Regions from separate parts of the Homo sapiens genome. Here region 2 is linked to region 1. Evidence: chromatin loops called from intact Hi-C (ENCODE). Cell type or tissue: Caco-2. All regions are shown on one strand. Each heading gives the region's core, and the rest is flanking DNA. Links, peaks and the distances in the headings are about the cores only.

Region 1 (5,824 bases), core at 312-5,311:
GGGCTCTGGGAGAGCAAGTCATCTGCCTGAACTCCCCCTACGTCCCTGGAAGGAATAAGTGGCACAGGCAGGCGGGGCTGCTAGGCGGTTTACAGGACATGGAATCATGTTAAGACAAAAAGGCAGGTCTCTTCTGTGGCTTTCCCTACCCCTCTTACAGAGACCCCCTGCCAAGGCAGCGTGGGTGGGCCTCTTTGGCTCTTAATTAAACACCTGGCAAATTTGGAGAGCCCAGCTGGGCAGCACACTCCTACCTCCCGACGAGGGTGGGCGGCCAGAACAGACGACAGGGGAGGTTCTGGGCTCTGGCCAAGCCCAGACCCTCCCTGCACTGCTCCCAGGCCCTGCTGGGGACGCGTTTTCTCAGGCAGATGAGTTATCTTTTGTCCTAATCTCCTTTGAGGTTCTGATCCCACTTGGGTTTCTGCCGATTTTACCACGGTGCAGAAGAAACAAGGACAGCTCACGGGGCCCTGGGGCCTTGTGACTGTATATATTTACTGCAATTATAGTCATTTCTAACCTTAATTTAGGACACACCAGATGCCAGGTATGAACATATCTCATTTTACATTCATATTCTATGAAGTCTGAATTATTAACGTCCCATTTTACAGATGAGGGGCCTGAGATAGAGAGAAGGGAATTTGATCAAAGTCAACAACAAGTGAGTAGAGAGAGGAATCCAGGGAGTCTGAGGCCAACTCTTTGCCACTGTATACACACACACCGCTCCAGTGCCAGGGCCTGAGCTGGGGACAAGGTCAATGTGGCTGACAGGCAGGACAAGAGGCCATTCCAGATGAGTGCAGAGAAGACCCACAGCCATGGGGTGGAAGCAGGCCCAGTGGAGGCATCCGAGACCTCACAGGTCGTTAGAGAGGGCTTCCCGGAGGAAGGAACAGCTGGGCTGGGCCCTGAAGAATCATCAGGAGGCGGCACGGTGTGTGCAGAAGGTGCCACTCTGGAGAGGATCCCCAAGACCTGTGTGCCACCTGTCGGACTGGAGAAGGCAAGGAAGGAAGTTGATCTGGGCAGGAGGCATGATGAAAGCCTGGGTCCAATCCCCATCCGCTCCTTACTGAAAAGCTAGGAAACGGTCAGGAGATGTTCGCTGGGCCGGCGGCACTCCGCTGAGGCCTGCACCAGCTCATGGAGTTGTCTCCCAAACTCTTGCTGGGAAGGTGCTATTTTTGGCCCTCTAAAGGTCAGAAAACAAGCTCAAAAGCCTTCAGGACTCGGTCTGAGGTCACCGGGCGATGAATGGAGGGGCCCTGTCTGCACCCAGGCAAACAAAGAGGCTCCAGACTGCCAGGCCGGATGCGCTCCGGGCTGGACGCCGGCTCCGCGTGTCTGGGCTTGCCATTCCTGGACCGCCAGACTTCATTTACTACTATTTTTATTTAAAAAGACTCACTTGGAAGAAAGTGATAGATTTCTTGAAAGGAAAGCTGGTATGACTGCTCTGAAGGAAAACCAGTTTTCACTTAGCACCAATGGAAAGTGACGGAAATGAAACATAACAAACAGCACTGTGGGTTTCTTGCCCGCGGCTTCCCTGAGGACGCCTGCTCTTCCACTCAGAAGAAAAGGGAGGAGCAGCGAGCGTCGGGAGGTGTTCAAAACACAGCGAGACCCAGCCAGAAGGCCTGGACAACAACTCCGCAGGCAACGTGTGGAAGTTCAGACCAAGTCAGTCGGCTGCGCCCCAGCCTGGCTGAGGCTCTGCAGACCCGGGGCTCGGCCGAAGACTGCGCGACCTTGGGCAGAGCGCCACACCTTCCCGAGCCTCAGTTTCTCTGGCTGTCAACTAGGAGGATCGCTTCCTTGGCTTGCAGGGATTTGGGGTTTCGGGGACCCTGGAAGAGCTCGGTCCCGGGCAGCTACAAGTGCAAAGGCGTCCTTGGCGGAGGCGGCCGGACCCCGGCGCGGCCCTGCGGACGTCTGGGGACCTGGACACCGCCCGGGATCAGGGTCGGGGTGGGGTGCTTACCTGGTGGCCGCGGCAGTCCCCGCGCGCCGTGCGGAGCAGCCGGGCGTCTAGCCTGGGCGGGAGCAGGGCCAGGGCCAGGGGCGGCGGGGCGCAGGGGGCGGTGGCGCCCAGGAGCCAGGTGGCGCGAGGCCGGACCCGGGCGCCCACCCTGCCTGCCGGACCCAGCAACGCCAGCAACCCGGCCATGGTGCGCAGCTAGGCGCAGCACCCGCGCCGCTGACCCGGGAGGCGGGCGGAGGCCGGGGAGGGTGGGCGGAGCTGACCCGGCGAGGGCCCTCCCCGGCCCCGCCCGCCGGCTTCGCCGCCGCGCGCGCGCGCTGGGCGGGACTGAGGAGGCCTGTGCACATCCCCTTGGCTCACCCGCTAGCTCCGCTCCTCGGGAGCCGGAGTCCAGGGCTGGTGGGCGGGGCTGAAGGAGCGCGCCCCGCCTCCTCTCCGCCCACCAGCCCCGCCCCTTTGGGGGTGGGTGCAGGTCTTTTCAGGGTCTTGGGCTTTCTAACTGTGGTGTGTAGTTGGCGGGTTTCCTTATTCTGCGGGCACAAAGGTGGGCGTAGGGCCGTGGCTTATGAGCTTTTCTCCCTGCAGAAATGGGTGAAATCTGAAAAAAAATTATAGATATGTTTACGTGTTAGCTCCAAAGAAGAAAATAAATATGAGAATTGATATTAGTACATGTTTAATAAAAAGTCCTCTGACCCTCATAGATTGTTGGCGTGAATGTAAAGCGAAAGATGGTGTGGCAGTTTCTTGAAAAGTTAGACATACACTAACCATACAACCCAGCAACTCCACTCCTCGGTAGCTTCTCAAGAGAAACAAAGGCTCGACACTCAAAGACTAAAATGTGAAGACACCAATGTTTGTAGAGATCTTATAAATATTAGTCAACAATTAGGAATGCCCATAAACTGGGACGTACTGTGGCACAAGTCTTCAATGGGACGCAATGCAACAATTAAAGGGAACAGACTACTGATACATGCACAACATAAATGAATCTCAAAGCTCTTATGCCAATTGAAAAAATCTAGGCACAAAAGTCACACACTGGAGGATTCCAGCTACATGAAGTGCCCAGAATAGGCAAAATCACAGAGACCTAAAACAGATCCGTGGTGGCCTAGGGCTGGGAGTGGGAAATGAGATTGACTGCCAAGGAGTGGGAGGAACGTCTTGGGGTGAGGGAAGGATCCTAAACCCAGATTGTAGGGATGGTGACAGCTGTGTAACTAAAACTCGTGGGACTGTACACTTAACATGGATGAATTTTATGCTGTGTAAATTATACTTCAATAAAGATGTTCTGGCTGGGTGGAATGGCTCATGCCTATAATCCAAGCACGTTGGGAGGCTGAGGTGGGAGGATTACTTGAGCTCAGGAGTTCAAGACCAGCCTGAGCAACATAGCGAAACCCTGTCACTACAAAAATAAAAATAAATTAGCCTGGTGTGGTGGCATGCACCTGTAGTCCCAACTACTCGGGAGGCTGACGCAGAATTGCTTGAGCTCAGGAGGTCCAGGTTTCAGGGAGCCACGATGGTGCTACTGCACTCCAGCCTGGGTGACAGAGCGAGACCCTGTCTCTCTAGAAAAAGAAAAAGAAATATATTTTACAAAAGATGTAATATTCTATTAGTCAACTGCAATTCAACTCAACCAAGCTCTTACACAGGCACAGAAATGATATTAAACACATATGCATTAAAAAATATTTATTACATAAGATGGAGTTATAGCTGTGAAAGTAACAGGGTCTGTTGGAGGGAGGTCCTAAAGTGCCCCTGGATGGGAATCCTTCCATTTAAGTGTCTGCAAGAAGCTGGGGAAGAGTGCTTAAGGGTGCAGATTGTCTGTCAGGTTGGCCCTAGAAGTCCAGCTGTGTGATTTGGAAGTAGTGACTCAACTTCTCTGAGCCTTGGTCTTTTCATGTGTAAAATGAAGATAATAATAGTTTCCCCCATGAGATTGTTGAGATAATTCTTTGACACAGTTCTTGGAAAGGGCTTCACTCAGTGCCTGGTGCACAGAGAGGGCACACACGTTAGCTGGGATGTTGTAGAGATGCCTTGCCTGAAGCCCCTCTGTCACCCGGTGACAGTGCCACCTCCAGATGGCATCTGATCTCGACTTCCTCATGGTTCCCATGATTTTCTTTCTTTTTTTTTTTTTTTTGGAGATGGAGTCTCGCTTTGTCGCCCAGGCTGGAGTGCAGTGGCGCGGTCTCAGCTCACTGCAACCTCAGCCTCCCGGGTTCATGCCATTCTCCTGCCTCAGCCTCCCAAGTAGCTGGGACTACAGGCGCCCGCCACCACGCCTGGCTAATTTTTTGTATTTTTAGTAGAGACGGGGTTTCACTATGTTAGCCAGGATGGTCTCGATCTCCTGACCTCGTGATCCTCCTGCCTCGGCCTCCCAAAGCGCCCGTGATTTTCTTGTCACCAGGCCTTCTTCATTCATTTAAGTTTCCTGCCCAGGCTTCATGGGCAGTTGAGTTTGTGATTCATGCTATATGCTTATTAGAGAAGAGAAAAAGGTAATTTTGTTTTTCCCTTTAAATTTGACAGTAAATATAATACTGTAATTATAGACTTTAGGTTCTTTTTTTCTTCTTCTAAAAGTGAAGAAACTTTTGCTTTTAACAAAATGTATTGGAGCTGCTGCCTGCCTGAACTTGTGACAGTTTTGTTTTTTTCTTATTGTGTCAGCTCTCTTTGTCTCTCTAGAGCAGCAGCTCATGCATGAACTATATTTATTTTAATTTCTTCATTTTCATGAATAGATAATGTGTTCTCACGGTTCAGATTTTTAAAGGTACAAAAAGTCTACACAATGACAAGCTTCCTTCCTATCCCAGTGACCAGTTCTCCTCATTTTTTTCTCCCTAGAGACAAACACTGTTACCCGTTGCTTGTGCATATCCTTCTAGAAAATTTTACATGTGTGCAGGCAAATTCCTATGAACGGTTTTCATTGCTGTTTTTACCCAAGTGGGGCATAGTATACACAGTGTTCTTCACCTGGACTTTTTTTGCTTCCATTATATTTTAGAGTTTTCTGAATATGTACACAAAAATCTTCCTTATTCTTAAAATCTGCTTAGCATTCCAGTGTATTCCAGGGTGCTGTAATGCTTTAACCAATCCCTTGTGGGTGGACCATTAGGGTATTTAGGGTATTTTCCAGTCCTTGTGATCATAAACCATGCTGTGATGAACCAGCGGGTATTTCTGTCACTTGCCGTGTTTAAGTATGCCTGTGTAATAAATTCCTCAAAGTGAAATTGCTTAGTGAGAAGATATGTGTATTTGTAAATTTGAATAAATGGCAAAATTTCACTCCATAAAGGTTGCAGAGTACAGCAAATGAGAGTTTTTTGTTTGTTTGTTTGTTTTGAGATGGAATCTTGCTCTGTCACCCAGGCTGGAGTGCAGTGGTGTGATCTCAGCTCACTGCAGCCTCTGTCTCCCAAGCTCAAGTGATCCTCCTGCCTCAGCCTCCTGAGTAGCTGGGACCTCAGGAGTGCACCACCACGCCTGGCTAATTTTTGTATTTTTAGTAGAGACGGGGTTTCACCATGTTGGCCAGGCTGGTCTCAAACTCCTGGCCTCAGGTGATCCGCCCGCCTCGGCCTCCCAAAGTGCTGGACTTACAGGCATGAGCCACTGCGCCTGGCCAAGAGTGTCTATTTACCCCGACTCTAAATGGTGTCTTTAGCAGAGAAATGTAGGACTGACTTTTATGATCTTAACTTGAGAATCTGACATTAAAGGCAGCCATATAAGGCCAGGCGCGGTGGCTCACGCCTGTAATCTCAGCACTTTGGAAGGCCA
Region 2 (5,394 bases), core at 395-5,394, 160 kb after region 1:
CCTCCAGAGTAGCTGGAAACACAGGTGCACACCACCACACCCACATAATTTTTAAAAATTTTTTGTAGAGATGGGGTCTTGCTATATTGCCCAGGCTGGTCTTGAACTCTTGGTCTCAAGTGATCCTCCTGCCTGGGACCCCCAAAGTGCTAGGAATACAGGTGTGAGCCACTGTGTTTTGCCCCCATTTTTCACGCTCTTGCCAATGCTGGGATCATCATTTTGAAAAACAGTCTTGTTAGGCATAAATTATATCTTATTTTTGTTTTAATGGACATCTCTTTGATGATTAGTGAGGCTGAGCAGTTTTTCTTGCGCTTATTGGTCTTCATATTTCTTCTTTAGTAAATGGGTCCATTTGGGGCTTCCATCCATTTTTCTGTTGGCTACACCAGCATATTTTAATTGGAGAGTTGAAGTTCGTTCATCTTTCAGTTTCTCATATGATGCCCTGGCCCGTTTGCTCTGTTAAACAACACAGAGTCTGGATATAAATGTAACTTAATATGGAGTAGGTTCTTCTTGAAACCTACACAAGGGGTTAAGTCACTGAAATACTTGAATTATAGCTCTTAAGTTTCTATAATAATAGAGGACACTAAAATAGACATTGTGGTGGAGATGAATGATTTTCCTGTGTGGTGTTGCCATCTAGTGGACCTGGGAGACAGTGTGATTACAAAAGTGGACATGAAAACGGAGCCCGTTTTACCTTATTACGTGGGGCCCAGGCTACCTTCAGTGTTCACCTGATTATTGACCCAGCCTCCCAACTGAAATTCCTGCCTTCATTCTTTCACTCCCCAATTTCAACCTTTATACTGCAGAGTGATTGTTCTAAAAGTGGATATGGATCAGTTCTGTGTTTAAATCCATTCAGTAACTCACCCCTGTACATGTGATAAAACGTTATAATCTCTTAACCTGGTTTACAAAGTCTTCCCTGATCTAGCCCAGGGGCTGGCATTTTTTTCCATGAAAGGTCAGATAATAAGTAATTTGGCTTTTTGTGCATATGGTCTCTGTTGACTGGTCACCTCTGTCACAGACCACACCTGAAAGAATGGGCACAGCTGTGTTCCAACATCACCTTATTTGCAACAGTGGGCAGCAGCCTGCCATGAATTATGAAAATACAGCAACACATTTGCTACATTATTACTGTACCTGGTGTTTAATATTGAAAGGTCAGTATGGCCAGGCAACGTATCAGAGCCCTGGCATCAGAAATGAATTGACTCACAGGTAGTAAGAAGAATTTACTGACAACAGTGTGGGTTTGAAAGGAAAGTTTCATTAGATAGAAAGCGCTGTAGCAGCATGCAGCAGAGCACTTCAGCAAGACAGGACTGAGTGTGCCGTGGTGGATTTTCCTTTGGGCTATTTATGAACCTTAAAGCGGGAACTTCAGGGTAATTTGGACCATATTAGCCACATAGGTCATGATAAATGCTTACACTTGTAGTTGCTTTGGTACCTTAATGTCAGCAAGGGTTGACATGCATGCATTCTGGAGATGTATAGAAATTCTAGTTACTTCTAAATTTTGGGGAAAGAAGCCTGGAGCCATTAGCTAAAGCAGGCATTTAGCTAATAGGAAAGTCTAATTACTTCTGAATTCATCAGATAAGGAACTTTGCCCTGGATGGTCTGCTTGATGGCCACCAGGGGGTCTTGGATCTCCTCAACTAGGAAGGAAGGTGGGTGACTAGTATGTTGTAAAAATAATTCGAGTAAATTTCCTATGGTCAAGGCTGGTTATTATCAGCATTAGGGTAGTTTAATCAGTACCCCCTGCCCAATAAGTAAACTGTCACCTTACCTCACTTATACCTTCCTCCCTCTCCCCATGATGTAGGATAATCTCTATAGGATTGTGGATTACTTTCCTGGGGTACCTGTAACAAATTCCCACAAACTGGCTTAAAACCACATAAATTTATTCTCTCGTAGTTCTGAGGTCAGAAGTCTGAGATCAAGGTACTGGCAGGCCATGCTTTTTGTGGAAGCTCTAGGAGAATCCTTCCCTGCCTCTTCTAGTGTCTCATGGCTCAGGTGTCCTTTGGCCGCTTCACTTCAGTCTCCGCCTCTGTCTTCACACAGCCTTCCTCTCTTTTCAGTGTTTTGTCTTCTGTCTCTTATAAGGACACTGCCGCTGAATTTATCCAGACAATCCAGGATAATCTCATTTTGAGATCCTTAGTTATATCTACAAAAACTCTGTTTCCAAATAAAGTCACATTCACAGATTCTGGGGGTTAGGATGAGGATAGCCAATATTTGGAGGACATTGTGTTCAGTGGACATATCTTTTTAAGGGCTGCCACTCAGCCCACTACAAATTACATTTTAAAAATTATTCTTCTCCTGTTTCCTCCCTTCTGAATGTTAGTCACCATTGAGCACTCTCTCACTATGTTCCCATTACCATGTGAAGTGCTTTTTACCTGAGTTAGTATTAGTAATTCCACTAATGTAGCCTACATGTGCCATTATATCTCACTGATTCTCTAATCAATTGCTGGAGCCCTCCTCTCTGGCTTCTTAGCAGTAGTTCTAGCACCTCCCATTGACACTCTCACTCTCTCTCACTCCCTGCCATTGGCAGAGTCCTTGCAGCTTACTTAACCCAAAGAGGGCAGGACTGGAGTCACATCAGTCCACCACTGCAGTTGCTTTTAGCTGCCACATGGTGTCACTGTTGAAGACAAGTCTGGTACAGTTTGGCGGACGCACTGTTGAAACAGTGCCCTTATAGTCTAGGTCCCTGCATCATCAAAGTGCTCTTTGTTTAGCTTCCCGAGTTGACAGTCTTTACTTTATATGAAAAATGCACAGCATGAGCTACAAAGCTATACAACTTGCTCTCCCCACACAAGAACAAGCTCTTGAGTAGAACACAGATTACCATTCATTCGTTCACAAAGGCCTGGTAGTTCTAGTCATTTGGGGTATATATCAGTGAACAAAGCAAAGGACTGCAGGCTGTGGTGGCTCATGCTTGTAATCCCAGAACTTTGAGAGACTGAGGCAGGAGGATCACTTGAGGTCAGGAGTCTGAGGCCAGCCTGGACAACATAGCAAGACCTCATCTCTAAAAAAAAAAAAAAATTAGCAAAGATCCCAACTCTTACCATAATAGCATTCTACAAGAAGACAAGAAACATAAGTAAATAAAAAGTATGTTGGAAAACGTTAAGTATTATGGAGAAAAATAATATAGCAGGGTATAAGAGATTGGGAGTGCCAGTTGGGAGAGAGAGAAGGCAGTTTCAGTGCTAAACAGAGTAGCCAGTCTTCTTGAATGAGGTAAAGGTTTGCTATGCAGATGTGTTGGGGGACAGATAGTGCAGAGACCTGAAGATTGGAGCATGCCCAGCATGTTCTAGGGACAGCAATAATGTCAGGAATCTTGAGTAAAATGAACAAAGAGAAAAGCAGTTGAAGTTGAAGGTCAAAGAGCTGGTAAGATGGAGAGCAGATCTAGTAGGGTCTTTAGTCACTGCAAAGATTTTGTCATTTAGCCTGAGTGAGATGGAAAGTTGCTGCAGGGTATTGAGCAGACGAGTGACATAATTTGACTTAGGCCTTAAAAATCTCACTCTTGCTGTGATATTGAGGATAAACTGAAGGGCAGGCAGGCAAGGCCAGAGCAGAGCGACCAGTGAGGAGACTCTTGCAGTCATCTGGGTGATTATGATGGTGTCTTGGAGCTGGATGGTACCAGTGGAGGGAGCATGCTATTGCTGCCATAATATGTTATCATGAACCTAGTGTCTTAGAACAACATCCATGTATGATGTCACAGTTCTGTAAATGAGAAGTCCAGCACAGCATAGCTCACAGGATCTTCGGCTTGGAATCTCAAAAGGCCAAAATTAAAGTGTTGACAGGTCCATTTATTTTTTGGAGGCTCTAGGGAAGAATGTACTTCCAAACTCTTTCAAGTCATTGGCAGAACTCAGTTCCTTGTGGCTGTAGGGCTCAAATCTCTGCTTCCTTGCCAGCCGTCAGTGGGAACCTCTCTCAGCTCCTTAAGGACACAGGCATGCCTCGTCACATGTCTCCCTTCATCTTTAAGCCAGCAACAGTGAGCCATGTCCTTCCCATGTTTCAAATCCCTTTGCCTTCTCCTTTTGCCACATCTCTCTACCTCCAGCTGGAGAAAATTACGTGTTTTTAAGGGCTCATGTTATTAGATTTTTGGGTCCACCTGAATAATCCAAGATAATCTCCTTATGTTAAGGTCCATAACCTTAATTACATATGCCAAGTCCTTTTCTTTTTTCTGGGTAATGTGGCATATGTACAGGTTCCAGAGATTGGATGTATGTGTGGCAGGGGTGGAATTATGCTGACCACAAGAAGTGATTGGATTCCAGATATGGCCACCAGATGCCTGACAGATTGGTTGTGGAGTGGGAGAGAAAGAAAAGAGTCAGAGATGACCCCGAGGTGTGTTGCCCAAGCAACTAAAAATGTGGAGTTGCCAATAACTGAGATGGAGAAGTCTGGACTGGAGTAATCTATATTCCCCCTTTCCTCAGGCTTAAGAACCCCAGTTCTGTCTTCCCCTCATTGCTTTTCCCTGGCTGGGCTAGAAGTGGGATCACTTTGGTCTCGCTCACTATGTGTCAGGTGTTGTTCCCTTTCAGAAGGCTCCAAACTTATTATGTAAAGCATTCTCTTTCCTCCCCAGTAAATGGCTTTGGCTTTCTATTAGGTTGGCATAAAAGTAATTGCATTTTTTTGTCATTATAAGTAACGGCAAAAACTGTGATTTCTTTTGCACCAACCTAATAGCATCTTAGGAAGTGACGGCTTTGAACTAGTCTCCAAAGATGCTGCTCCTCCCTGTTTCCAGGATGCTAGCTTCTCACTCACGCTCATCCTGCATGATGCAGCAGGAGACCAGTGAAGCCACTTTCTCTCTATATTTACACACACATTTGCCAAAACTACGTTATTGAATTTTGAGATATATTTTACTATTGTCCTCATTTAACAGAGACTAATAGATACACTTAAGGTATAAAAACATCAGATCTCTTTTGTTATTTCAGTTAATTGCAGAAGAATATTATCTTTATTTTAGAGAAAGCTGTGGCTAGTGAGGTTAAATAACAACCAAAGTCACAGAACAGGTTGAGATCAAATTCATATCTCTGACTCCAAAGCCTGTGTTTTTAACCATTACCCTCCCATCCCCACCCCTACCCCTTCAGAGCTGTTGCTACATCGACTTCTCCAAGAGGTAGCCATGATTATTGGGGTGACTAAGGGTAGAGTAGTAGAGGTATAGATTATCTTAGTCTTCCCTCACTCAACTAGAAGGAAACTTATGCAAGTACATTGCTTGAAGATGAGGCCAAAGGTAGAAAATGAATTACATTA

Evidence for each region. Hi-C counts contacts between places; a loop is a spot of excess contacts. Peaks named below come from ENCODE experiments on the same cell type or tissue, not always from the same donor. Only the 100,000 strongest peaks of a DNase experiment are listed, where the experiment ranks them.
Region 2: it touches region 1 in a loop (2.3-fold over the local background); 17 of 110 quality-filtered maps call a loop at or near these places.

Annotation. Positions count from the first base shown.
Region 1 is chr20:56,355,361-56,361,184 of GRCh38, reverse strand. It overlaps FAM210B (family with sequence similarity 210 member B), which reads right to left and starts at 2,211. Exons shown (of 3, transcript NM_080821.3): 1 at 1,994-2,211. The coding sequence starts at 2,179. RefSeq lists a silencer at 1,935-2,534. In Caco-2, for the core only: no CTCF peak of the experiment used is centred there; DNase peaks (open chromatin) are centred at 1,263, 1,654 and 2,334; H3K4me3 peaks cover 1,705 bases.
Region 2 is chr20:56,197,957-56,203,350 of GRCh38, reverse strand. No RefSeq gene overlaps it. Among named protein-coding and RNA genes, the nearest start is that of MC3R, 48 kb to the left of the region's middle. In Caco-2, for the core only: CTCF peaks have their summits at 616 (motif pointing left), 2,470 and 2,674 (motif pointing right); a DNase peak (open chromatin) is centred at 668.